3 separate regions of the Mus musculus genome follow, and all the other regions are linked to region 1. The links are chromatin loops, found by intact Hi-C in ENCODE. Cell type or tissue: heart. All regions are shown on one strand.

What was found. Hi-C counts contacts between places; a loop is a spot of excess contacts. Peaks named below come from ENCODE experiments on the same cell type or tissue, not always from the same donor. Only the 100,000 strongest peaks of a DNase experiment are listed, where the experiment ranks them.
Region 2: a loop joins it to region 1, with 4 times the contacts of the local background. A loop is called at or near these places in 2 of 42 quality-filtered maps.
Region 3: it touches region 1 in a loop (3-fold over the local background); 5 of 42 quality-filtered maps call a loop at or near these places.

The regions. Positions count from the first base shown.
Region 1 is chr16:11,131,458-11,139,457 of GRCm38, forward strand. Txndc11 (thioredoxin domain containing 11) reads right to left here and starts at 3,075. Exons shown (of 12, transcript NM_029582.2): 1 at 2,811-3,075. The coding sequence starts at 3,052. Zc3h7a (zinc finger CCCH type containing 7 A) reads right to left here. Exons shown (of 23, transcript NM_145931.3): 22 at 7,564-7,727; 23 at 5,137-6,028. The coding sequence ends at 5,839. In heart, a CTCF peak has its summit at 3,096; a DNase peak (open chromatin) is centred at 3,314; H3K4me3 peaks cover 3,319 bases; H3K27ac peaks cover 2,270 bases.
Region 2 is chr16:11,318,419-11,326,418 of GRCm38, forward strand. Tnfrsf17 (tumor necrosis factor receptor superfamily, member 17) reads left to right here. Exons shown (of 3, transcript NM_011608.1): 3 at 1,257-1,650. The coding sequence ends at 1,540. Snx29 (sorting nexin 29) reads left to right here and starts at 4,486. Exons shown (of 21, transcript NM_028964.4): 1 at 4,486-4,560. The coding sequence starts at 4,554. In heart, a CTCF peak has its summit at 4,675; DNase peaks (open chromatin) are centred at 4,443 and 5,463; H3K4me3 peaks cover 2,244 bases; H3K27ac peaks cover 1,543 bases.
Region 3 is chr16:11,062,319-11,070,318 of GRCm38, forward strand. It overlaps Snn (stannin), which reads left to right and starts at 3,980. Exons shown (of 2, transcript NM_009223.3): 1 at 3,980-4,129. It overlaps Gm9861 (a long non-coding RNA gene), which reads right to left and starts at 3,950. Exons shown (of 2, transcript XR_003951968.1): 1 at 3,680-3,950. In heart, a CTCF peak has its summit at 3,979 (motif pointing left); DNase peaks (open chromatin) are centred at 1,083, 3,953, 4,693 and 7,673; H3K4me3 peaks cover 4,335 bases; H3K27ac peaks cover 4,975 bases.

The sequences.
Region 1 (8,000 bases):
CCTGTGACTCAGGTTCTGGGGCATCCAATGCCTCTGGGATCTGTGGGTACTTGCACTCATGTGCACAAACCCACACAGATGCGCATTTAGACATACACACATAATTCAGTGTTTGTTTGGTTTTTTGGTTTTTGTTTTATTTAAAGCCAAGCATGGTTATACACACCTGTAATGAAAGCACTTGAGTGGAGAAGGCAGTAGGATCAGGAGTCTGAAATCACCTTGGACTACATGAGGCCTAGGCCCAAAAAGAAACAAAAAGAAAACCTGCACGCTTAGCATAAAATAATGCAATCTGGGGATAAATCCAGGTGACATCAACTTATTATTTGTTTACAGGTGCAGAGGAGTTCTTAAAGTTAAAAGTCAGATAAAACACAAACCAAACAAAAACTAAACAGCCAGGAAAGAGAAACACGGCCCTCTGCTCTACCACAGACCCTTTTCATCAATCTCTCAAGTTTTGCTTTACATTTTTCAAAAATTACATGTAAATCAGAGACTTCCTACAACTCTTAAGTTTGTGTAGCACAAACAAAAACAAGAATTGGTAGTGAAAAATAAAGGCATGTTTAAAAACAAAAAAGATGGCCAGGTGTGGTGGCCCAGGCCTTCAATCCCAGCACTCAGGGATGCAGAGGCAGGTGGATCTCTTGAGTATAAGGCCAGCTTGGTCTACACAGTGAGTTCCAGGACAGCCAGGATTACACAGAGAAACCCTGTCTTAGGAGAAAAAAAAAGAAAAAGCTATTGTTTACTGCCTGTGCACATGTGTGTGAGTGCAGGCATTCCCATGGAAGTCAAAGATAACCTGAATCTGTTCTCTGCTTCCACCGTGAGCTCGAAGATGAAACTCACATTGTCAGGCTTGTGCAGTTAAGTGCTTTGCCCACTAAGCCATACTGCTAGCTTGTAAATTCGATTGAAATGAAATCTATACCTTAAATCTCCCTCCTAAAGGCAACTATACACAATGCCACTTTACTCCTAATAAACAAACACAGAAAAGAAAGCAGAATGGATTCATGGAGACTGAGTGCCCATAAACAGAAGTGGGCAAAGATCAGAGGCCCTGAACACCCACAGTAACTCACTGTGGTTCAACTCCAAATTCACCTTCTTATAGACCACCTACTCTGAACTAAGCTAAGCACTCAACACTGAGGAGGGCAGTCATTTATTTCAGAGTTGTACTATGAATAAAATTAAATTTGAAAAACAGACCTGATATATTCTTCCTGAAGCCTCTGTCCTTATTAAAGATCTTAAGGAAAGAGCAACAAAGATGTCAGGGTCAGTTGTACCATAATATCTTAACACCATCCTATCAAACAAAGTCCTTAAAAATTCATCTGAGTTTATTAAAAGGGCTGTCCCATTGCCAGCACCATAGAAAGATGCTTGAGGAAGTGAGGCTGCAGGCTCTCTCTCCCAGCCAAAAGCAGTTGAGGAGCTCATCCTGACAGCTCCTCAGACTGATTTAAACTCTTCAATCTTCTCTCAGAGGTCACCCACCAAGTCACGTGTCTCAGATCAAACACTGAGCACTGTTTTCACAGCTGGGCAAACTGAAGTAAATCAATTCCTTGACGTGGGAAAAGGACTGTTAATATGAATCCAAATGACAGGTTGCAACATTCCACCTTGTAAAATACTTTCTGTATTTTCCTTATAAAGACAGTACCAGTCTAGTTGCTCAAGATTCAAACTCCAGGCCAGGTGTGGTGACAAACACTTTTAGTTGGCTTTAAACACTTTAGCATAGCACCTAACACATTGCAAACACTAAAAAAACGAGTCTCTTCCCCCTAAAACTCCTAATTTTTGGCCCATCTTGACCTCAGGGATCTCATATTGTGTTCATTACACTCAATCTGTGCCCACATAAATCTCCCTCTGGACAGAAGTGCCAAGAGGATATGTCAAGTGATAACAGATTTTATAAACTGCAATGTCAAATGATATACTGATGATCTGAGGCAAGGAGTATAATTGAAATATAAACTTTGTATCTATCTACACAATTTTCTGAAAAGATGCACATTAGCTTCCATTCTTCCTAAACTCCAGCCTACTCAGGCCTTTTCCAAGTTTCACAAAAAGACCAAGCTTGCTCAGACTCCAGATCTTTGCACTTAACTGTTTTGTAATAGCTCTTACCCCAGCTCTTCCACCTCTGCCCCTTCCTTTCCTTGTGTAAGTGGCTAATGCCATTTTCCTATGAAGGCCCTTTCTGCCCTACCCAACCTCATCCTTCTATTCCCTGCATAGCACTTATTAAGGTCTCTGAAGTGTTTGTTTATTGTATATCATCACTTCAATGAGAACTCCAGGGAACGGGGATTTTTGTCTTCAGCATTAACGGGTGCTCAGTACAAACGTGCACTGTCAGTATATCAAAGGCTTGCCTGGATTCCCAAAAGCGACTAAGACCCCTAAATGGCTTGTGAATCATCACACTGCAAGCATTAAGGAAAATGGAATGAATTAAAACTGAGCATTATAGCCTGAGCAAGAATTGACATGTGCACCCCGAGAGACCCCAACAGGTGAGAAGCAGCTCAGAAACAGGGCCAAACGCCCTCGGTACATAATTGATATAGAGCAGCACCCTGGAAACGCCTCCACGCCGAACTAGGAGAGTGGGGGACCGCGGCCGCCGGGAAGGTCAAGCCTGTGGTCGCAGGCAAGGTCAGGCTCGACTTCCCCGAGGAAGACAAACAACCCTCGACCCCGGAGGCCCCGAGCTGGCCCCGCGCAGCCGGGGTGGCATAGCTCTGGCCGCGGAGCCTGAGTCCCGGCAGCCTCACCTGCAAGTGAACTTGAGGGCGAAGAGCAGGGCGCAGCCGAGAGCCACGGCCCCGCACAGCAGCTCTGGCCGCTGGCGCGCCATAAGCGAGGCGCCGCGCAAGCCGCGGCGGATCCGGCCCTCCAAGGACGCCGCCGCCCCGGCAGGGCTGAGGGAGCCTGAGCCCTTGGGGCCGCCACCCTCGTCCTCGGCGTCCTCGCTGTTGTTCCCGCCGCCGCCGCCGCGGCCTCCGCATTCCGACATTACATGCTCCCCGTGGCCGGCTTTATACCGTCGCTGCCGCCACCTCGGGCCCGGGGACCCGGCCCCGCACGTCACTCCCGGACCTCGCAGCCAGCGGCGCTCACTAACCCGGACTCTCCACGTCAGCCACACTTCAGAGATGCCCCGCCCTCCGACTCGGAGCCTGCGCGAATGCCGGCTTCCCGCGAAGCCACGCCCTTTGGGGGCCACGCCCTCGAGCCCATGGAGTCTGCGCGGGTGCTCGCAGCACTCGCGGCCGCGTCAGCCTTCCACCGGTCCCGCCTCTCTTGTAGCGACTCTGCGCAGGCTTGCAGTCACTCAAGCTAGACCTTGTCCTTCATTCACTGCGCTGACGCTACATCCTCGCGTCCGGAAGCTAGTTGGTGGTGTCTCCTTAGCGAGTCCTTCCGTTGGTCGGCCCTTCCGGGTACTGTTAGGGCTCAGATTGTCGCTAGTGCGTCAACACTGTTGACAGACCCTTCAGGACATGGGTGCAGTTTGTTATCTCTGCTTTTCAGAAAGTGGGGCGGGGAGGCCTCGTGCAGAGGCGAGAAGGACTGGAGGACACAGTAATAAAACGGAGACCGGGCTGCTCTGTAATGGGGTAGTAATAACGCTGCATGCCTTCTGCTTCAGTTTCTGCTTGCAGGATTCTACCTTGACTTCCTTCAATGATGGTAAAGTGTAACCAAAACAAACCCTTCCCTCCCCAAGTAGCTTTTGTTCATGTGTTTATTACAACAGTAGAAACCTTGAGACAAGTACTGATAAGTGGTAATTACATTCAACAAAAGAACCCAGCTCTAAGTAAAAGGATGGATGTATATTGTGTAATCCCATTTCTATGACCCATGCTTGATGGGCAAATCCACAGAAACATAGCAGACGTGATTAAAGTTTGGAAAGTATTGGAGTCAGGACATTGTCTGCCTCACGCCTCCAAGCAATAAGAATGCAAGGCCAGCCTAAGATACAGGGTGAATTATCTTCATTTTTCCTCCCAAAATTAGGTTTATATGAGTTGTGTATAATTTTTTAAACCAGGCTTAGTGGCACACAACTGTGGTCCCAACCACTCGAGAAAACCAGAGGACCACTTGTACCAGGACTGCATAGAGTTTTCAAGGCCAGACTATGAAATTTAGCAAGGCCCTATTTCAAAATAAAGTTTTGGTTGGGGCTGGAGACAAGGCTCAGTAGTAAGAATACTGCTGTTGCAGAAAACCCAAGTTTGGTTCTAAATTACAGGTAGTGAACTACCTCATACTTCAGGTAATCTGATGTCCTCCAAGGTACACACACATATAATTAAAAATAAAATCTTTTTGTAAAGTTGGTAGGGAGGGCAAAATAATCTAGATCAAATGTTTCCTATGTGGGGCTGGAGAGATTGCTCAGTGATTAAAAGAGCACTGGTTGTTCTAGAAGACCAGTGTTCAATTCCCAGCATCCACACGAGGCTCATAAAAGTTTATAGCTCTAGTGCTAGGGGATCGGACCTCCATGGGCACTGGTTATAATGTTGTACACATAAAATTGTAAGATTATTTTAACAAAACCACCCAATGGAGATAACCAAGTCCTAACATGTGCCAGTTAGTATTAGTTTTCCATACTATCACCAGAGTCCTGGAGGTGACCCCCATCTCCCACCCCCACCCCACACACTACTCACCTTAACAACCTGCAGTTTGCCCAAACTCTTTCCTAGGCTTCTCAGCATCCTACCTCTTGAGCTTCGTCCTGAGGAAGTGATTCTGATCAGGCAACTAACAGACTGGTTCTTCGTGGAGCCCCTGCCTCACAGGCAGCATGCTGAGCACCCTGGCCCACCAACCACTGCCCTGCTGCTTTCCTCCCTCCTTGCTGCTCCCTGCCTCTGAAAGCTATCAGGGCTGCAGGGAGACGAGCTTTTCTATGTGTCTTGTTCATAGCTATTTCTATGTTCAAAGGCACAGTGTCCACTTAACACAGACAAGGTGCTAGGCTTAAGCCCCAGCACCCCACACACCAAAAAGCAAACAAAACCTCTCTAAAACCCAGTTCCAATAACTCCTGAAGGAGAAAGGACCACACCAAAACTATGAAAGTCATCTCTATGTAAGATCTTTTATTACAAGCAATATTGGTCCATACACTACACAATACCAGCAGTACAAGTTGAATCTTTCAAAAATCATTATTTAAACAGCAAAAGACCAAGAAATAAAATTTGTGTCAATTGATTATTTTCCAAATATTGATGTGCATGATCATCATCGGTTCCCTTGCCACAGTGAGACAGACAAATACAGAAAAACCCATTTAACAGACACTAGTGCTAAATGGTTATTTGGCTTAAAAATCTGAGTTAAGAAAATCCTTTTTAGCAACCTACATACAGATAAGTAGCAGACTTTATTATATTAAATAACTTCATTCCACTAAAACACATAAGGAATTTCATCCATCATGTACTCCGATCCCACTGTGCATTACACTCACTGCTGTGGCTCTGACCTCAGAGTCATCCTCAACCTTACCCCTTCCCCAGCACACCTCATCCGAGCTTCTGTCCAACAGACAGCAACCTGGCAGCAAGTCCCTTCGCCATCTGATGCCAGTGGCTCCGCAAGAGCTTAGCCAGGCCTGTCAAACAGCCTTTTTCCTATCTACTGTGGGTTGCTGCTCAGGAGGAACGATAGATGCCAATCAAGCAGAAATCTGCAGCTCTTCTGCTGTGTGCCTCTCAACACTTGCAATTTTTCTGGTCAGTGCTCTGATTGGGTTACATAAAAGCCAGCATATTACTTTAAATCTTTAAACAAAAAACTATATTTTCCAAAGTCATTATCATTTGGGGCAATTAAGTGATCTTTCCGTGCTTTCTTGAATTTCATCTGTAGGGCCTTTCTTCTTTCTTCCCATTCATGAAGTTCAGCATTTCCATGTGCAAATTTACAGCTGCTTCCTTCTGTGCAGGAGCCATTTATATACCTGTTAGGAGTATATGATGCAATTAGAAATAGGGTCATGACTCTTGAAAACACATTCTCCTCCAGCTGTGTGTCTGATCTGCATACATCTTCTGCAGTCATAAAGTTGGCATTTTCCCTCTCTCTTTTTGCTGCTGGGGATAAAACAGAGGGCCTCCTGCCTACTAAGTACATGTTCCTAACCACAGAGCTGCATCCCAGACCCACTTAGGAAACGTAAGCCCGGGACATAAATCTTCTATGGACACAATATACACAACAGGGAATTAGTACTATGAACTATTTAAAAGTGTTTGTCCGTCAGCAAGTCCTGCAAGGGCTGGGGGCCTAGCTCAGTGAGAAGTGTTGGACATAAAGGAGGTCACTGGGTGCCCGGCTACATTGCTCTCCACCTGATTCCCTTAAAGAGTACCTCACCCAAACTAAGTGAGGCTGCTGGGATCTAAGCTCCAACCGCCCTCTGTCCCTGCCCTTCCTATAGGCAAACATGTCTGGCTTTTCACATGGATTTTGGAGGCTTGAACTCAGGTCCTCATGCCTGTCCAGTAAGTAGTGCTCAAACCTGCTGGATCATCTTCCCTGCCTCAGTTTGGGGGCAAGGTATGTAAAAAGAAAAATATTTTAAGGATTTTATGATATTTAAAATTATCCAACAAGATTCTTTATTTTTGTTTTCTTGTGATATTGGGCCTTATGCATCCCATAACTCTGATTGTGTCCCCAAGTCAGAGGCTCTAAATTTAGTAAGTAAATACAAACAGTAATTTTGAGGGAGGGTTTTTTTTTTCTTCAAGACAGGGTTTCTCTGTGCATCCCTGGCTATCCTGGAACTCACTCTGTAGACCAGGTTAGCCTTGAACTCAGAGATCTGCCTGACTCTGTCTCCAGAATGATGGGACTAAAGGTGTGTGCCACCACCACCTAGTACTTGTTTTTTATTTTATATGTATATGAATATGCCTGAGTATGTATGAGACTGAAAGATCATGTCTCATCCCTTGGAACTGAAGTTACAGGTAGCTGTAAGCCACTTGATATGTGTAATAAGAAGCAGATCTGGGGCCTCTCAAAAAGCAGCAGGTGCTCCTGACTGCTAAGCCATCCCTCCAACCCAATGCTATATTCTTTTTTTTTATTAGATATTCCCTTTATTTACATTTCAAATGTTATCCCCTTTCCTAGTTTCCCCTCCAAAAATCCCCTATCCCCTCCCCCCACTCCCCAACCCAACCACTCCTGCTGCTAAGCCATCCCTCCAACCCAATGCTATATTCTAAGTTTATATAGAAAATATAACTTAAAAGCCACTAATTTTCTGAGCATTGATTATGAGCAAAGACATGCCAGAGCTCTGAAACTCCAAAGGTGGTGAAAGTGTGGGCAGGTGCACCTGGATACCCTTCCTGGGGGCCCCAGCGCCTGCCAGGTCACAGCACCAGGCTACCACCCACTTCCTACTCTAGCTGCAGATAAAAAGACCATGGAAGGGCCATGGGCTCAGCCCTCTCCACAGGGAACCCTCAGGGGCCTACACACCTCTCACAAATACTGAAGTACCCAGTGGGGAAGCGGTGCTGCCAGCAGTACTGGTCATCCTCAGTGTGGAAAACCTTCTCCTTGTGCTTCTCAGAGGAGATGTGGTCTTGCCATTGCTTCTCACTGTTACAGTTCTTCCCACACATCCAGCAGTGGAAGTCCACCTAAGAGTGCAGGGAGATGTGCTGCCTGAGAGCCTGGACCTCTCACTGCTGCCTGAGATTAGTCCAGGCTTCACTCTGGGGAAGCCAGGCAAGGGACATATAATCCAAAACCAGACATAGTATCAGTACAGGACCAACTACAGTATGGGGACAGAAGCCAAAGCACAAGAAGCTAAGTAGTGCTCATCCAGAGAAGCTGCTGTACAAACTAGGTCATTTGAAAGGCAGTTAAGTATTCTGGGCAGAATTAACACCCTGAGGAAAAGCAGGAGC
Region 2 (8,000 bases), 190 kb after region 1:
CTGGGGACAAACTGGGCTTCCATGTGGAAATCAAAGGAAATTCATTTAAAAATGATTTATCCAGGAGTGTGGTCTTCACCTGTAATATCAGTACTTGGCAGCTGAAGCAAGCAAAAAGTCACCAACAAGCCATGAGCTGGAGAGATGGCTCAGTGTCTAAGAGTATGTGCTGCTCTTGCAGAGGATCAAGGTTTGGTTTCCAGCATCCACATGGCAGCTCATAACCTTTTGTTACTTCAGTTCCAGAGGATCCAACAATGCTTTTGCACCAGGCATATACATGGTACACACACAGACACGCACCAAACACTGATACATGTTGTTATAGAATAAAAGAAGTTGGAGACCAGCTGACAGTGATTTCTAGGCTACATATACACAAACAAATAACATGCTAAAAAATGCTCTGTAAGATGCCATTTTAGGAAAACTAGGACAAAACAGACAGCAGGATCCATCTTTAGGGGTTGGCAAGATGTCCGTTCAGTTGAAAAGGTACCACCGCCAACCTCTTTAGGTTGCTGAGTTTGATCCACTCCCATAAACACCCCTAATGTCCACTGTGATGTGACTCATCCCAACACAACAAATAAACTTAAAATGTACCTTCCATATTCTTTTCCCTTCTGGTATTGGAGACTGAACTTGGGGCCTTTCTTGAACATGTTAGCTCCAAACTCTTCCTGCCTCAGCCTCCTGGTGGCTGGATTACAGGTATATGCCACCATGCTCAGCTTCTGTAGTCCAAAATGTCACTCACAAGATGACCCTGATGTGCTGTGATATATGGCAATTTCTTGTGTAAGATGAGGTCAAATCCGCATAACTTCCAAGAGCCAAATAGGTAATAGGTACAGAACTGATCCAGTTTGTGGCTTTACCAGTAAGGGTATCTGTCACGTGCTCAGAGTACTCAGATAGCAGCAATGCCATGGACTCCAGCCCATTGTCTCTATGTCCCTCCTGCTGTCACATTTTGTAGTCTTTATAAAGTCAGGTTGTGTAGATTTTTCATGTGATATATCCTGAGATTTAAATGTGGTCAATATAAGACAAGATGTAAAAGCTCCTTATTCCCACAAAGCAACCTGCCTCAGGGCCCTGCAGGGGCTGTAGTGTTAGTTGGCGACTCTCAGTGCAGGATGCACTCATCCTTGGTCTTGTGCTGCCTTGTGTCCTGCTGTGTCCTGCTGTGCATGGCATGACAATACCACTGAGGCTCTCAGGTGAATGCCTACCTGCTTCTGTACCATCAGGATCGGCTCAGCTGGACAAGGCCGACACCGAGCTGACTAGGATCAGGGCTGGTGACGACAGGATCTTTCCCCGAAGCCTGGAGTATACAGTGGAAGAGTGCACCTGTGAGGACTGTGTCAAGAGCAAACCCAAGGGGGATTCTGACCATTTCTTCCCGCTTCCAGCCATGGAGGAGGGGGCAACCATTCTTGTCACCACAAAAACGGGTGACTACGGCAAGTCAAGTGTGCCAACTGCTTTGCAAAGTGTCATGGGGATGGAGAAGCCAACTCACACTAGATAATGAGCTTCCTAACTGGTGTGAAGCTGCTTTGAGAACCTTCTGTCAGGAGAGCTGGTGTTTTAGATGTCGTTAGGATGACCGTTTACCAACCAAGAATACAGTTTTTTGTCCTTTAATTCTGGTTTTGTAGTTGACATTGTTTATGTAGTTTTATTTTATGTGCATTGGTTGTTTTGTCTGCATGGAGATGTGAGGGTGTCAGATCCTGGAGTTACAGACAGTTGTGAGCTGCCATGTGAGTGGTGGGAATTGAACCCGGGTCCTCTGTAAGAACAGTGTTCTTAACCACTAAGCCATCCTTCCAGCCCATGGTTGAATTTTTGACTCTCTAAACCAAAACCAAAACAAGGTGGTGGTGGTGTATGCCTTTAATCCTAGTACTCAGGAGGCAGAGGCAGACAGATCTCTGTGAGTTTGAGGCCAGCCTGGTCTAGACAGCTAGTTCCAGGGCAACCAAGGCCACACAGAGAAACTTTGCCTTAAAAAAAAAAAAAAAGAAAGAAAGAAAGGAAGAAAGAAAGAAGAAACAAACAAATAAAAAAGAAACAAAAAGCTCTCCAACATCTCTAGGCCCCAGAATATTATGTTTCTATCAGGCACCCACAAACATGGTAGGTATATTTGAGGACAAACTGGATTCTCCCCATGGCCAAAGAAAGCAAGATTGTCCCATGTTTTTCTATAAGTGGAAGCCAGGCTAATTCTGTGTGAAATGCAGCAGGTGCCAGCATGCTCATAAAAATGCATGTGCTACTGCTGACAAACACGAACCTGGTACTGTTTTCAGCTCAAGTGCAGGTGTGTGCACTATGTAGGCTTAATGGTGCCAGAGATTGTTCTAAGTCATTTTACACATACAAAATACTATAAGGAAGGTAGACCATTATTACCTCCACCTTATAAATGTTGTCAGGACTGAGGATTGGCTTAGGGGAGATAGAATACTTGCCTAGCATACTCAATGTACTAGGTTCTACCTCCAGTTTACACACACACACACACACACATACACACACACACACACACACACACACACGGAGAGGGGGGAAGTGAAGAGAGAGGAGAGAGAAAAGAGGAGAGAGAGAAGAGAGGAGAGGAGAGGAGCAAGACACTGAGTGAGTCCGAGCAGGGTAATAGCCAGTGAATGACTGTTTTATTTTATGAAACTGTAACAAGACATTTGAGGCTTGTTAATGTGTGAAGTATCAAAACATATCAAAACATATCATTTTTCTTTTTCTTTTCTTTTTTTTTTTTTTGGTTTTTCGACATATCATTTTCCTTACAGGCTAGCCTTAAGCTCTTGATTCTCTCTGGACTGGGATTATAGGAAGGCAGGACCTGTTCCACACTTGGTCTGCCTCATTTGTGGAGTTGGAGAGCTCCACGTGAAGATGCTAGCATCTGGGGAGAGAGCGCTGTTTGTGTCCTCCCAGGGTGGAAGGTGGAAGATTTTAGCTGAAGCCATGTGAAACCTCTGTAGGACTTAAGACCACTGGTAAAGGGCAGCCTGCAGGTTTAGTCACCTCCCTTTCCTTTCTTTATTGGAATCAAATCCAGGATGGCACACATGTGTTCTTCCACTGAGCTACTACAGTTTCTAGCTCTTCATTATTTTCTTATTTCTGATCAAGAGCCTAAGTTCTCCAGGCTGGGTGACTCCAGCCTCATATCCAGCAGGCAAAATAGTCTTTCAACTCCATATTTAAAATAGGGCAAAACCCTGGATTTCACAGTTGCTGTGAATTTAGCTCTTGTGTTCTCTCAGCACCTACCCACCTTTCCTCTCACTGTTGCCTAGAGTCAGTTGGACAACTCTTGTAGTTCCCTTAACCCACTGACCCACTGTCATTCTCCTCAGACCCATTACAATGCATTCTCATTCTAGAAAGTTCTCTCTCTCTCTCTCTCTCTCTCTCTCTCTCTCTCTCACACACACACACACACACACACACACCCACCACAAATTCTCCCAAGTGCCTCAGGCAGTAATTCGATTCTTCTGTGAATGTTGGTATTAAAGGTGTGCATGGTCACACCAGGATTGTAAGTGAAGTTTCAAATTCTGACTGCATCACTGTGCTTTGCACTTTTATTCCCACATCCATCATCAAGAAAGTACAAACTCTCCTGCCTGCAGGGCCTTGCACGTGCTACTCCAACTACTGAACTATATCCACCACTCCGGTTTTACCACTCCGGTTTTACTTTTTATTTCGAGAGTCTTGAGAAGTTACCCAGAATGGCTTTGAATTCACCTTTTGTTTTTGTTTGTACAGAGAGTTGAAGCTTGGGCCTCCTGCATGCAAGGCATGTGCCCTCTCTACCAAACTTTTTTTTTTTTTTTTTTTTTTTTTCGAGTCAGGGTTTCTCTGTATAGCCCTGGCTGTCCTGCAACTCACTTTGTAGACCAGGCTGGCCTCGAACTCAGAAATCCGGGATTAAAGGCGTGCGTTACCACGCCGGCCATCCACAGCTCTTGAATTCTTGCAGCTCAGGCTCCTGACTTATCCTCTTGAATGTTGGGATTTAAAGCCTGTACCACCAGGCCCTGCAGGCCCATTACTCTTTTTTTCTCTCTTCTCTTTGAGACAGTCTCAAGCAGCCCCATCTAGCCTCGAAATCATTGAGTAGTTCAAGGTTGACCTTGAACTTCTGATCCACCTGCCTTCCCCCGAGTGCTGGTTTGACGGACATGCAACACACTACTCCAAGCTCTCGGTACGCGTATATCGCATCCTTGTCCGAACTTCAGTCTAAATGGATGTCTTTTTCTTGGCTCGGGGATTGGGAGGCATTGATTTTGTGAGGTGCCGGTTCTCTTCCCTGCTACCCTGGGGCGTCGATTTGCCCGAGTATTTTGGTTCCGGGTCGGGAGGCGGGCCCTAGGAGAGTCACTGCTTCCGGGGCGGGGCCAGCGGGCGGGGCGCGCGTTCTCCCGGCCTGTGTGGAGCTCGGCGGCTGCAGACGCGGCGGCGGCGGCAAGGCAGGCGGCGGCCCCGGGAGCAGCAACATGAGCGGTGAGTGGCGGCCCCGCTGCTGTCACCCGCCCCGTAGCGCCACTGCAGCCGCACGCTCCGGGCCCGGTGTGCTCACACGCTGCAGACCCCCGCGGGGTCGCTCGCAGGCTCGGAGCCCTGGCCCGGAGTCTCCTGCACCGCTCCCACTATCCCGGGGCTGGCGCTCCTGTCCCTCTGCCTCACCAGTGACAGCCAACTCCTAGAGCAGAGCTTGCTCCCAATTCCCTCCCAGACAGCCGATCCCTTTGACAGGTTTCCGCACCCCGGATTCTCAGATCTCTGGTACTTGCCTTAGTCCCTCTTTCTCCCGTGACCCTCCTGGGACTCAGCTCCAGTTACCAGCCCCTGGTTTTTAGTTATTCTCTGTTCCAGGTCTCTTCCACCCAGTGACTCCTCTTTCTCCAAAGGCAAAGAGCATCTCTAGACACCCCTGTCACACACAGCAAACCAGAGCGACAGCTCCGGGTCCCCAGAGGTCTCAGTGTTAGGACAGCTTTGTCTTCTTCCCTCCTCTTCCCTGCACCTGTGTCCCCAGAGCTGGCCAGTTAGCCTCGCAGCGTCCCTCTCCCGGTTGTGCCTTTTGTATTTGGGCTGTTAGTTCATGCTTCAGTTCTCTCCATGTCTTCCTCTAGCTCATCGTTTGAAGTCTCCGGTTGTGTCCTGAAGCCCTTTCCTTCTTGCCCAATGCTGAACCTAAATGGGGCTCAAGCGTTGCCCAAGCCAATACCACCAGCAGGGAGGTGGAGCGGGTGGGGAGTCTGGAAGTGAGAGGCAGGTGCTTGTGACGGCTTGTGCTCAGTGATACCGAAGTTTAGTCCCTTTGTCGGAGTCTGTGTCTTCAAGCCTCCCTCTGAAGAGTCCTGATGATGTTTTGATGTTTTGGTGCTAAGTCATTCCTGGGTGTTGCGCGTGGAGATGGGAGTGACTCAGGGAAGGCTTGTGTTGGCTGTTGATTCTCCTGCTGGACTCAGGGATCTGGATTCCCTTAGGAGGACCCGCCTACCCTCGTAGTTTCTGTTTTTTCTTACTGTGCAGCTGGATTTTCGTCTCTGCACCCAGTCTCTAGACTTGCACTCAGGTGTTTCATGGAGCGGAGAGGGTGCTAGGGCAAAGGAGCAAAGGGCAGTCTTAATTTTTTGTTTTTTAAATTATTTCTGTGCATCTTTAAAAAAACGTTAGATGCTTTTTGTTGCTCAAGAGCAAAGTTTATGGAACTGTGGTCTTATTGAGGGGACTAATGGAGGGGTTTTTACAGTTTACGTTCATCTGCCAAAGCAAATTACTGGGTCTAACTTAACACTAATGTTAACAAAAACGTGTGTGCCAGCATCCACCAAAAGGTGATGGAGCCCAATGTACTGGGTTCAAATCCTGGCTCTACCACATAAAGCAATATGCTTTTTTTTTTTTTTTTTTTTTTTTTTTTGGTTTTTGGTTTTTGGTTTTTGGTTTTTCGAGACAGGGTTTTTCTGTATATCCCTGGCTGTCCTGGAACTCACTCTCTAGACCAGGCTGGCCTCGAACTCAGAAATCTGCCTGCCTCTGCCTCCCAAGTGCTGGGATTAAAGGTGTGGGCCACCACCGCCCGGCAGCAATATACTTTTTTTTTTTTAAACTCGTGTTTTGGTTATTAGTTGGGATTTTCTTTTTTTTTAATTTTTTAAAGATTTATTTATTTATTATATGTAAGTACACTGTAGCTGTCTTCAGACATTCCAGAAGAGGGCATCAGATCTCATTACAGATGGTTGTGAGCCACCATGTGGTTGCTGGGATTTGAACTCTGGACCTTCGGAAGAACAGTCAGGTGCTCTTACCCACTGAGCCATCTCACCAGCCCAGCAATATACTTTTAATTAATTAATTTAGTATGTGTGTGCAGGTGTGTTTGCATGTGCACATGTGTAGGAGGGCCAGCAATCAACCCTGGCTGTTTTTCTGTCTTGCTTCCTTATTTGTGGAGATAGGGTCTCTCACTGACCCCAGGACTCACCGTTCTAGCTAGACTGTTTTGTTTAGCTGGTCTTGGAAATCATCCTGTGTCTGCCTCAGCACACCAGTCCTGGAGTTAGAAGTATGTCCCCCAGCAAGCACGTCACTGACTGAGCCACCTCTCCATCCTTTAAAGATGCGTAAGTTAGAGCAACTAAGGTGGAATTTGCAGCAAAGCAAGCATACACAATAGCATCTGCCTCCTAGATTAGTAATGACTTTTGGTTGCTCAGCTAAATGATTGGTGTTAAGTCCTTTAACAGGGCTCATTGTTACTCTTTCCATAAAAGCTGAGTGAAGAGTGGGGACAGGCTTGCATCTTAGTCCCTCTGGGACAATGGTGGGAACCAGGCACTCTGAAATACTTTGTGATCCCAAGGGGTAAATCCAGAGCCTCATGTATGCTGAGCCTATGTCCTCTCACCAGAGATAGATACCTTAATCCTAACTTTTCCCTTTGAATGTGACCAAAGGGCTCGTCATAGACCTGGATGTCTGCAGAAGAAATTCCTTTACTTCATTAGAGGAAGAACTGAAATTGAGAAACCAAAGGAAATTGGCCAGTTTATCTTTCAAGGAGACACTTAGTATCAAAACTCTGGCTCAAGCATTTGTAGTTAACTAATGACCTGTGTTTGGCCCTGGGACCCATAGGATAGAAGGAGAGCTGACTCCTGCAGGTTGTCTTCTAACTTCCACAGAAACACTGTGGCTAGCACATGAATCCACAAGATAAATAAATACAAACGTAATAAGAATTCAAGGGAAGTTTCAAAAAAATCATTAGGTCTCAAGCCAAACAAAGCATTTAAAAGAGACCAAATGGCCTTTTTGGAAAGAGCAACTGGAGGCAGGAGCCTCCCGTCCCCTCCCCAATGCCGAGTGCATGCCACATCTGGAGTTTTAGTAATGTGTGTTTCATATAGCTCCTTTGTTCAGTTGTAACCAAGTGCGCTGTCAGTTTATTCCTTTCTGAAATAGTATCATTGATTCAGAAGGGTGGAAAGGCTAGTGTGAGGTCAGACCCAGCCCTACTCTGCTAAACATGTGCTTCATACTGTGTCTAAGCTCAGGGTAGGTACTTTTGTTTCTTGAAGACTGAGGTTGAAAATGACCCCATCCTACCTCCCTTGGGATTGATAATTCGTGCTTAATGAAATTAAGTGCAGGAGAAATTTCCATTCTTCTCGAGGATTTTCCTGCCAGGTGTGTGGCAGGCTCTTGTCTGTCACTACAACACTCCCAACACTGGGTTATTATGCGTTTGAGGTCAGCCAGGTCTATAGATCAGGTTCCAGGCTAGCCTGTGATACCTGGTGTATACCTGTCTCAAAACTGACACCCCAACTCAAAAAATTTGGGGGTGGGGGTGGGGGTGGGGGTGGGAGGATTACTTCAGACACTGCAAATGTGGGATTGTATAATGCACTGGTATCTCACCTCGTTGG
Region 3 (8,000 bases), 69 kb before region 1:
AGGGATTCATCTCCACTGTGACTGACAGTTATCCAAGGATGAGGACGTCCTCTTCTCTTCTCTTCTCTTCTCTTCTCTTCTCTTCTCTTCTCTTCTCTTCTCTTCTCTTCTCTTCTCTTCTCTTCTCTTCTCCTCTCCTCTCCTCTCCTCTCCTCTCCTCTCCTCTCCTCTCCTCTCCTTCCCTTCCCTCCTTCCTTCTGTTCTCTCCTCCTCTTTTCCTTTAGATAAAGTCTTATTACGTAGCTCAGGATGGTCCAAAACTCTCAGTCTTCCTGGCCTCGAGTCCCCTGCCAGACGACAGATGTGGGTTAGGCAAGCTGCACTTCTGCCCCCTCAGTTATGGTTCTGGACTATGGAGGACAAACGCAGGGCTAAGAGCCTTTTGTGAAATACACAAGACTACTGGCTATGCTGGCGATGCAGCTGGTCAGCAGAGGCCTGCCTAGCATGGGCAAAACTCTGGTTCTACTCAGTTAAACACCACAAAAACTGGGGCCTGTGGTACAAGCCTGAAGTCTCAGCACTTGAGCAAGGAGGAAAGTAAGCAATACCTGTTTAACATTCAGTGATTTTCCCCGAAATAGAACCATTTAAAAAGGGACCAGTGTGTTACTGTCAAAAATGAGAAAGCAACATCTGGCTCATAAGACAAAGGGAACCGAGGCATAAATGCTTAGAAAACAACACCTGTAGCTCAGGAGTGTCAGCTGTCTGAGATGGGCCAGGAAGCCTTCTCTCTGTATGTAAGAGGCAGAACCCGCCACAGATAACACAATGAAGCTGGCTATTCAGCATTCAGTGAGGCCTGAGCTTTGCTTTTTGTTTCGCAGAAGGGGAAATTCTCTATGTTCCACCTAGCCTCATTCTGTAGAATTCACCAGCGGTTCTCCTCTCCCTGGCCAGGAAACTCCCTGTGGGCAACTAAGTTTCACTTTGTTTTTAGGCTTAAGCCTCTCCTGGGAATTCCTGGGAGGCAGCTGACCGGCTCAGCCTCCTAATTGCTGGCTGTGCAGGAAGGCCCTGCTGCAGGGTGTCTCCTCCCAGGCCTCTCTCTCTACACCCAGCCCCAGCAAGCCACGTCTTGTCCCAGTGCCTCTGGCGTTCTGGGGAAGTGGGCACAGGGCCAGGCCGGCCCACAGCAGGCCCAGCTGGGCCCCAGCGAGCCCTTATCTTTCTTGTTAATGAAAATCTGAGAACCTCCAGCCAGTCCCACTGGGAAGACCCTGGGCCAGATGTCACCATAGAGAAAGAAGGGGCCCAGAGAGAGGATGCGGGTTGCCAGAGGAGAGCAAGACATCCTGCCTGCTTGTCACGGAGAGAGAGTAAGGGCCTGGGTAAAGCAGGCTCCTGGCTATAAGTGCAGGGCTCCCAGCTGCCCCCGTGGCTCAACCACAGGCAAGATGCCTGCAGCCTCTGCCACCTTCAGTAGCTGACTTACCCACTGACTGCTCAAAGTGTGTTTTCCACTTATCACCCACTCCTGGGAGCTCATAAGAAAAGCAAAATCTAGGCCAGGCGGTGGTGGCTCATGCCTTTAGTTCCAACACCCAGGAGACAGAGGTGGGCAGATCTCTGTGAGTTCGAGACCAGCCTGATCTACAGAGTGAGTTCCAGATCAGCCAGGGCTACACAGAGAGACCCTGTTTCAAAAAGCCAAAAACAAATAAAACAACAACAATGACAACAAAACAGAATCTCAGGTTCAAAGCAACTATTGCATTGTGACACTCTCTTGGGTGACTTTGAGGCATATACTTGTTTGTACTCCAGTGTCCTCATCTGTACATTAGGGGTTGGGTTTGGGAATATGCAGTGTTTAGTAAAGTAATCAATTCATTCTAAGTGCCAGACTGGCACTTATGTAGCCCAGGCAGGCCTCAAACTCAAAATGTAGATAAGGAAGACCTTTGAGTTCCTGATTCTGACTCTATCTCCCAAATACTGAGATTATAGATGTGTGCTGCTGTGTCCTCTCTATGCAGTCCTGGGGATGAAACCCGGTCCTCTTGCATGCTAGACAAGTGTTCTATTAGCCTGCCACTTTTGAAATTAGTCCTGTCTATTATTGTTAGCACCAGCGAGGTAACAGAGCTATCTGGGTTTCTGCCAGTCACTGCCTTTCTCACCATCTCCAACAGTGGGATGCAGGAGACCCACCATGAAGCCGAGGAGCTGAGGCTCAGAGAGGTGAAGTCACCGGCCAAAATCCAAATGTGGTGATCTGAGTCTTCTCTAAACTTACCCATGTTAGTAAGGTAACCAGTGAGCAGGTAGGCGTCCTTCCCCTGTGCCCATTACTTGATGGGTTCCCAGTTCCATGAGGTTTGTTTGCTGATGACCCCATTTTTCAGATGAGGAAAAGTGAGACACAGAGGTTAGGTTAGCCCTCCAGTAGGCAAGGCTAGATTTGAAGTCATTTCTGTGGTATGCTGCTCACCTCTCCCCACGTCCTCCCCTCAGTCATATATATACCTGCTCGTGTTTATCTCCCTGCCAGCCCCAGCTCTGGAGTTCTGGACCTACCTATTCCAGGCCTAGACCACTAATGAGAGGCAGGAGCTCTGAGGACGCACAGCGATGGGCAGGTCTGTGAACAGGAGCTGTTCAGAGCCATCAGGCTCTAGGCTCTACGGCAGCTGGCCCAGAGCCCTGCTTCCTTCTGCCTCTCTACACCAAAGCCAGCTTACTTCCTCAGCCCAGTCCTTCAGCAGCAGAGACAGCCTTGCCATCTTACTATTCATTCATTATATCTTATAAAGAGCCTACTGTGTACTGACTGTTCTGTAGGCTCACCAGTGAACGATTCAGTCTTAGTCCTGAAACGGAGACTGAAAGCTAATGAGATGCCCTTAGAAAACACGATTTCCCAATGGACATGAAAGTCCATTGACTGGGAAAGAGAGCAAGGGTGTGAAGCTGAGATCTGAAAGATGGTGTGGAAGAACGTTTAAGATAAAAGAAATGACATGGGCCAAAGGATGAGAGGTATGGAGGGGAATCACTCTGCTGAGGTGAAGTGAGGGAGTTCCCACACTTCAGCTTGTGTGCAGGACCTTAAGAAAGTTAGCAGTCCCTAGCTTCCCAGCTCCCAGGGGGATATCCCAGTCTTATCTGCCCCAACCAAGTTATTTCTTCCTGGCTTCCCAAGTACCTTGGGCCTCAGAGGTCTTCAAACTCTTTGTGGAGTTCCTGGTGGCCATCACGGAGTGTCCCATCCTCTCTCAGACTCTTTTTGGGGGGCAGTCAGTACACCAATTAGCACCTTTGTGTTCCTAGCCAGTTGTGTCTAGCTTCAAATCCTGCCTCCAGGACAGCACATCAGAGTATTTTAAGTCTTCTGGAGTGTTGAGTTCCTCATGTCAAATGGGTCGGTATGTTTTTATTTGGCGTTCTTTTGATGTTGTTGAGTGGACTGAACAGAGTACGGCACTTGGTGAAGGCTTAACTAAGAGGTTATTGAGTCCGCATCCCTGAGGACAGGACCTGGTTTGTCTGGCTAGTGGCTCAAGGGCGCAGCAAGATACATGATCAGTGCAGAAGGGTGGATAGATGAAAGGATAATGATGGAATTGAAGGGGAAAAAAGGAAGGAAGAAAAGAAGAGAAAAGAAAAGATGAGAAAAGGAAAGAAAATCATTCGTCTCTGCCTGTAATCTCCGGGCGGTGTATCACACTCTTACCGCTGTGCGCCTCAGTTTCCCCTCTGTCGTTGGGTTGACCCTCGAAGAAAGAGGACGCCAGGCGCAGGCCCAGTACTGCCGGCACCCAATAAGCGCTCAAGGAAGCCTGGCCTCCCGCCTTCTCTGCCCCAGCTCCGGGAGCCGCCAGCTGAGAAACACTACCCACCCCCTTGCTTACACTCCCTCTGCCCATTGTGCGCCTCCGGGCCCAGAGCGCACGTGACTCCACCCAGCCCGCTCCGCTCCGCCCCGCCGTCCCAGCGCGATCTCCAGTTGGTCGCACCAGAGCGCCCCGCCCCCAATCAGGGCGGAGCCCAAGCACCTCGCCCCCTGCTGATCGGGCTCTGGCGTCTGGCGAGGGCTCCGCGGCCGACCCGGCTGGCGCGCAGGCGGAGCCGGGGCGGCGGGGCTGCTGCTGGCTAATTGCACAGGACTGCGGGCCGCGACATGGTCAGCAGGGATGGGCAGAGCAGGCGGGTAGGGGGAAGGGACGCGCCGGATGGATCGGGGTGCGGCGCTGGCGGGTCGGCGCGGCAGATGCCGCGCGCGGGCGGGGGCTCTTTGTCCTCCGCCGCGGGATTGGGACAAAGGAGGTAGCGGGGGGCGGAGGCTGCTTGGCTGGGCATCTGCCCCTCTCCGTGACCCACGGTTCTATGTCCTGCGCGGATCCTCCGGGCTGCCCGGAACACTCACTCCGCATTGACGGGGTTCCTGGCAGCGCCCCAGCGTGGTCAAGATGGGATCGAGGGGAACGGGGGCCCAGGGAAAATCTGGCGCTCGTTTCATTGGTGGGGAGACTGAGGCTGAGCCGCAGCGTTTGGTCCCAGGTCGGGTCGGCAGTGATTGCGCGGCGTGGGCTTGAATGGGTCTCTGGGACCCCCCCCCCAGGGAAAAAAACTGGGGTCAGGCGGACTTGATTTGTCTTCAGCTGTCGTTTCCTCCTCAGCTGTCGCCCCCTGAACAGGCCCCTACTTCCCTAGCGCCTCGCCTTGCTCCTTCGATAGAGTGGGAGAGACGCGGCGTCGCCTGGCACCGCGCCTGCACACCGCCCGCGCTCAGCACGCGGGAGCTGCTGGGACGCTTGTCATTAGTGTCCAGTCCTCTCGACCCAGGTCACCTAGACTATCTCCTAAGGAGGGGTCAAACACAGACTCATTGTGCTCAGCTTTCAGGAGAAAGAAGACAGGTCAGACATATGACGTTTTAGAATCAGGTTTGAAATCGGTTATTTAGGATCGGGGCTTCCTGGGTATCTGCACCTCCACTTTTTAAACTGTGTGACCTTGGGGACCGAGTTAACTTCTCTAAGCTACAGATTATTTGTCAAGTAGGAAGAGCAGTCATTCGGTTCTAGGATTGTTTTGATGCAGAAGTTTTGGAGAGATCCACATGAGATGTTGGAGCTCAAAAGTGTGGCATCAAGGAACTTTTCAGCATCGACTATTATATCACCGCCAGAGTTGTATGGCCAGATGGGACCCTGACGAGTGGGGGCAGAATTCAGGCTTGGACTATGAGATTGCAGCTCACCTCGGGCAGTTCCCAAACTTCTTAGTCTTAGTTTCCTTTCCTGGCATAAGAACTGGGAGTAGGGTGGCATCTGGAGCAGATTTCTCTTCTGGAGGAGGAAGGGGAGGGGAGAGGACAATGGGCACAGCCATGATAGATGTTCCCTTTTCTTTCCTGTTGCTGTTGGTCCTCCATCTAAGCTCTTGGATGGCAGAAGCCCTCGGTGATGGTGCCTTTGGGGTTTGACCAAGCAGAACCCTGAGCAGGAAATACTTCTGGTCTGGGGTCCCCTGAAGAGGACACTTGGAAGGTGGCCTTGCTGGAGGATGGAGCAGTGCAGGAAGCCCCTGGATGTTAGTTGGCCCTGAAAGCAGGGCAGTATTTCTCACTGCCTTGGAGGCCCTGGGAGGTGGAAGCTTTGGATGGAGTGGCAGAGTGGTGCCCAGCTGAGTACAATAGCACTGGTGATGTGCCCAGTTAAGTGATGAGTAGGCAGAGGATGTCCCCAGAGAAGAGGCTATTTGTGACATGGGTCCAGGCCAGGCTTTGTGCCCTGAGGTACAAGAAGTTACAGAGAAAAAGGCAAGACATTAAGAACAGCCTGCTGTGGATAAGAGTGGTGAGAACCTGGCCTGCCTTGTTGCCTTCTGGGTGGGGTGAAAGGTTAGCTTTGGGATCCCATGAAGAGGTAGGGATAACAGACGCCTTTCCAAGGAAGACCTAAAGGAGAGTGTGAATTTTAGGAGACCTCTGCCCAGAGGTCACCACACTGTATGTCATTTTGAGACCAGTGTGTTCTAGGACCAGTTACCCATTGGTCTGGGCCTTGAGAAACCAGGCCCAGCAATTCTCAGCATTGCAGACTGAACTGGCTGTGGTGTGCCCAGACCCACATTGACCAGTGCTCACCTAAAAGTTGTCACTGCAGCTGCTCCCGAACAGGGTACGTGGGATGGTCTGTGGTCTGACCCTGTGCCTCAGTTTCCTCATAAGCAGAATGGGATGATCAAGGCAAGTAGAGAGGAGTAAGGTGGATGTAATGGCATAGCTTTGAGGTGGTCCTGGAACTTCCCTCAGCTGGGTTAAATTATGCCTGACCCATGGGCCTTGGTGAATGAAATGGGGTGGTCAGTGGTTATGCAGAGGGTTGTACAAGCCAGATGCAGGGCATCCCAGCATCCTCTGGGTTCTGCTTCCCTGTTACCACCTACCTTACCCCAAGCATAAAGAATTACCTTGGTTTTCAACCTATGGGTTACAACCCCTTTGGGAGTAGAACAAAACTTTCATATGTGGTTACTTAAGACCACCCGGAACACAGATATTTACATTGTGATTCATAACAGTAGCAAAACTACAGTTACAAAGTAGCAAGGAAAATAATGCTATGGTTGGGGGTGACCGCAACATGAGGAACTGTATTATAAGGTCGCAGCATTAAGAAGGTTGAGAACCACTGAGCTAGCTGTCAGTTAGCTGTCAGACCTGCCATCCTCTACTGCCATGCCTTGGCCCTGCCCTGAACTTGGGTTACATCCTCTATTCCCCATGGCTGCTTCCTAGCAGGCATGGGGACCTGTGAGTAGGCAACTGGGAGAAGTCTGGACTTAGGGAGCTGGCTCAAAAATAGGGTCCTCTGGTTGATCCCATGAGAGCCAGCTCTCTTTCAGCTCATCATCACATGCCTGGCCTTGGTATACTCAGTCAGTCTTTATTGAGTATGTATGCAGTAGAACATAGCTGTGAACTTGAGGGGCAGTGACCTTTTCTTAGTCTCTCGGGAGGGCACAGGCCAGAAGATGACAGCCAGGGTACTACTCTGTAAACCAGAACTGCAGAGAGCTGAGGGCCTTAGGAAAGATGGTGCATGTAGGGGTGTAGGTGCTGGCCAGTGTGGGAAGAGGTAGCATCGGGAGTCTTGAAAGCAGCTCCAGGAGTCACTGCTGAGAAAGTGCTAAGTTCAGTCCTAAGGACGGAGGCCACCACCGGGCATGTTCATGAAGTATGGGTGGTAGCCAGACCTGCAGGGGATGCCGGGGCAATCTCAGGAGCCCTCCCTTCTGAGGCTATCATGTCTGGCCAGAACTTCTCAGGAAACGTTTGCTAAATGAAAAAAGAAACAGAAGCCCTAATGGAGGCCACAGAGCAGGCATGACTGGCTGGGTCAAAAGTCATTGTTTGTGCTTTTAGGTGAGAGGCATATATCTGGTTCTGTCCACCTCCAAGCCTAGTGGGCATAGTGAGCAGGAGTTTGAGCTGCCTCAGTTTCTTCATTAGTCACAGAACAGCTGTTTCCCTTAGATCATGGTGCCATTGTTTGACTTTCCACTTCCGATCCCAGAACCACCCCAGACCCCAAACACAAACTTCCCTTTCTGAATTGCCACTGCCTTGCCTTCTGGTCCAGCCCACAGGAAGACGTGCAGGTGGAGGCGGAGTGGGTGTCCTGTGTGGGCTGGCTGTGTGGGCTTGTGGGAACTGATGGAGCCAGCAGAGCTCTCTTGGGACACGCAGCTCTGGGAATGTGGGGAAGCCAGGGGCCAGGCAGCCGAGGCTTTCTGGTTGAGAGAGGCTTCCTTCCTGGCTGGTGTAAACTAGGTCAGAGTTTCTTCCTCCACCTCCATGTGGGTGCCATTTGGGGCCAAGCTGTTCTGCACTAAGGTTTTGGGAACTATCCTATGCCTTGAAGGGTATGGAGCAGAATCTTTGGACTCTGCCTGCCGAAGTGTGGCCAGGTGCATAGTTGAACTCAACTTGAGACCTAGTGATCAAAGGTCAGGGAATGGAGCACCCTGGGCAGAAAGAACTATGT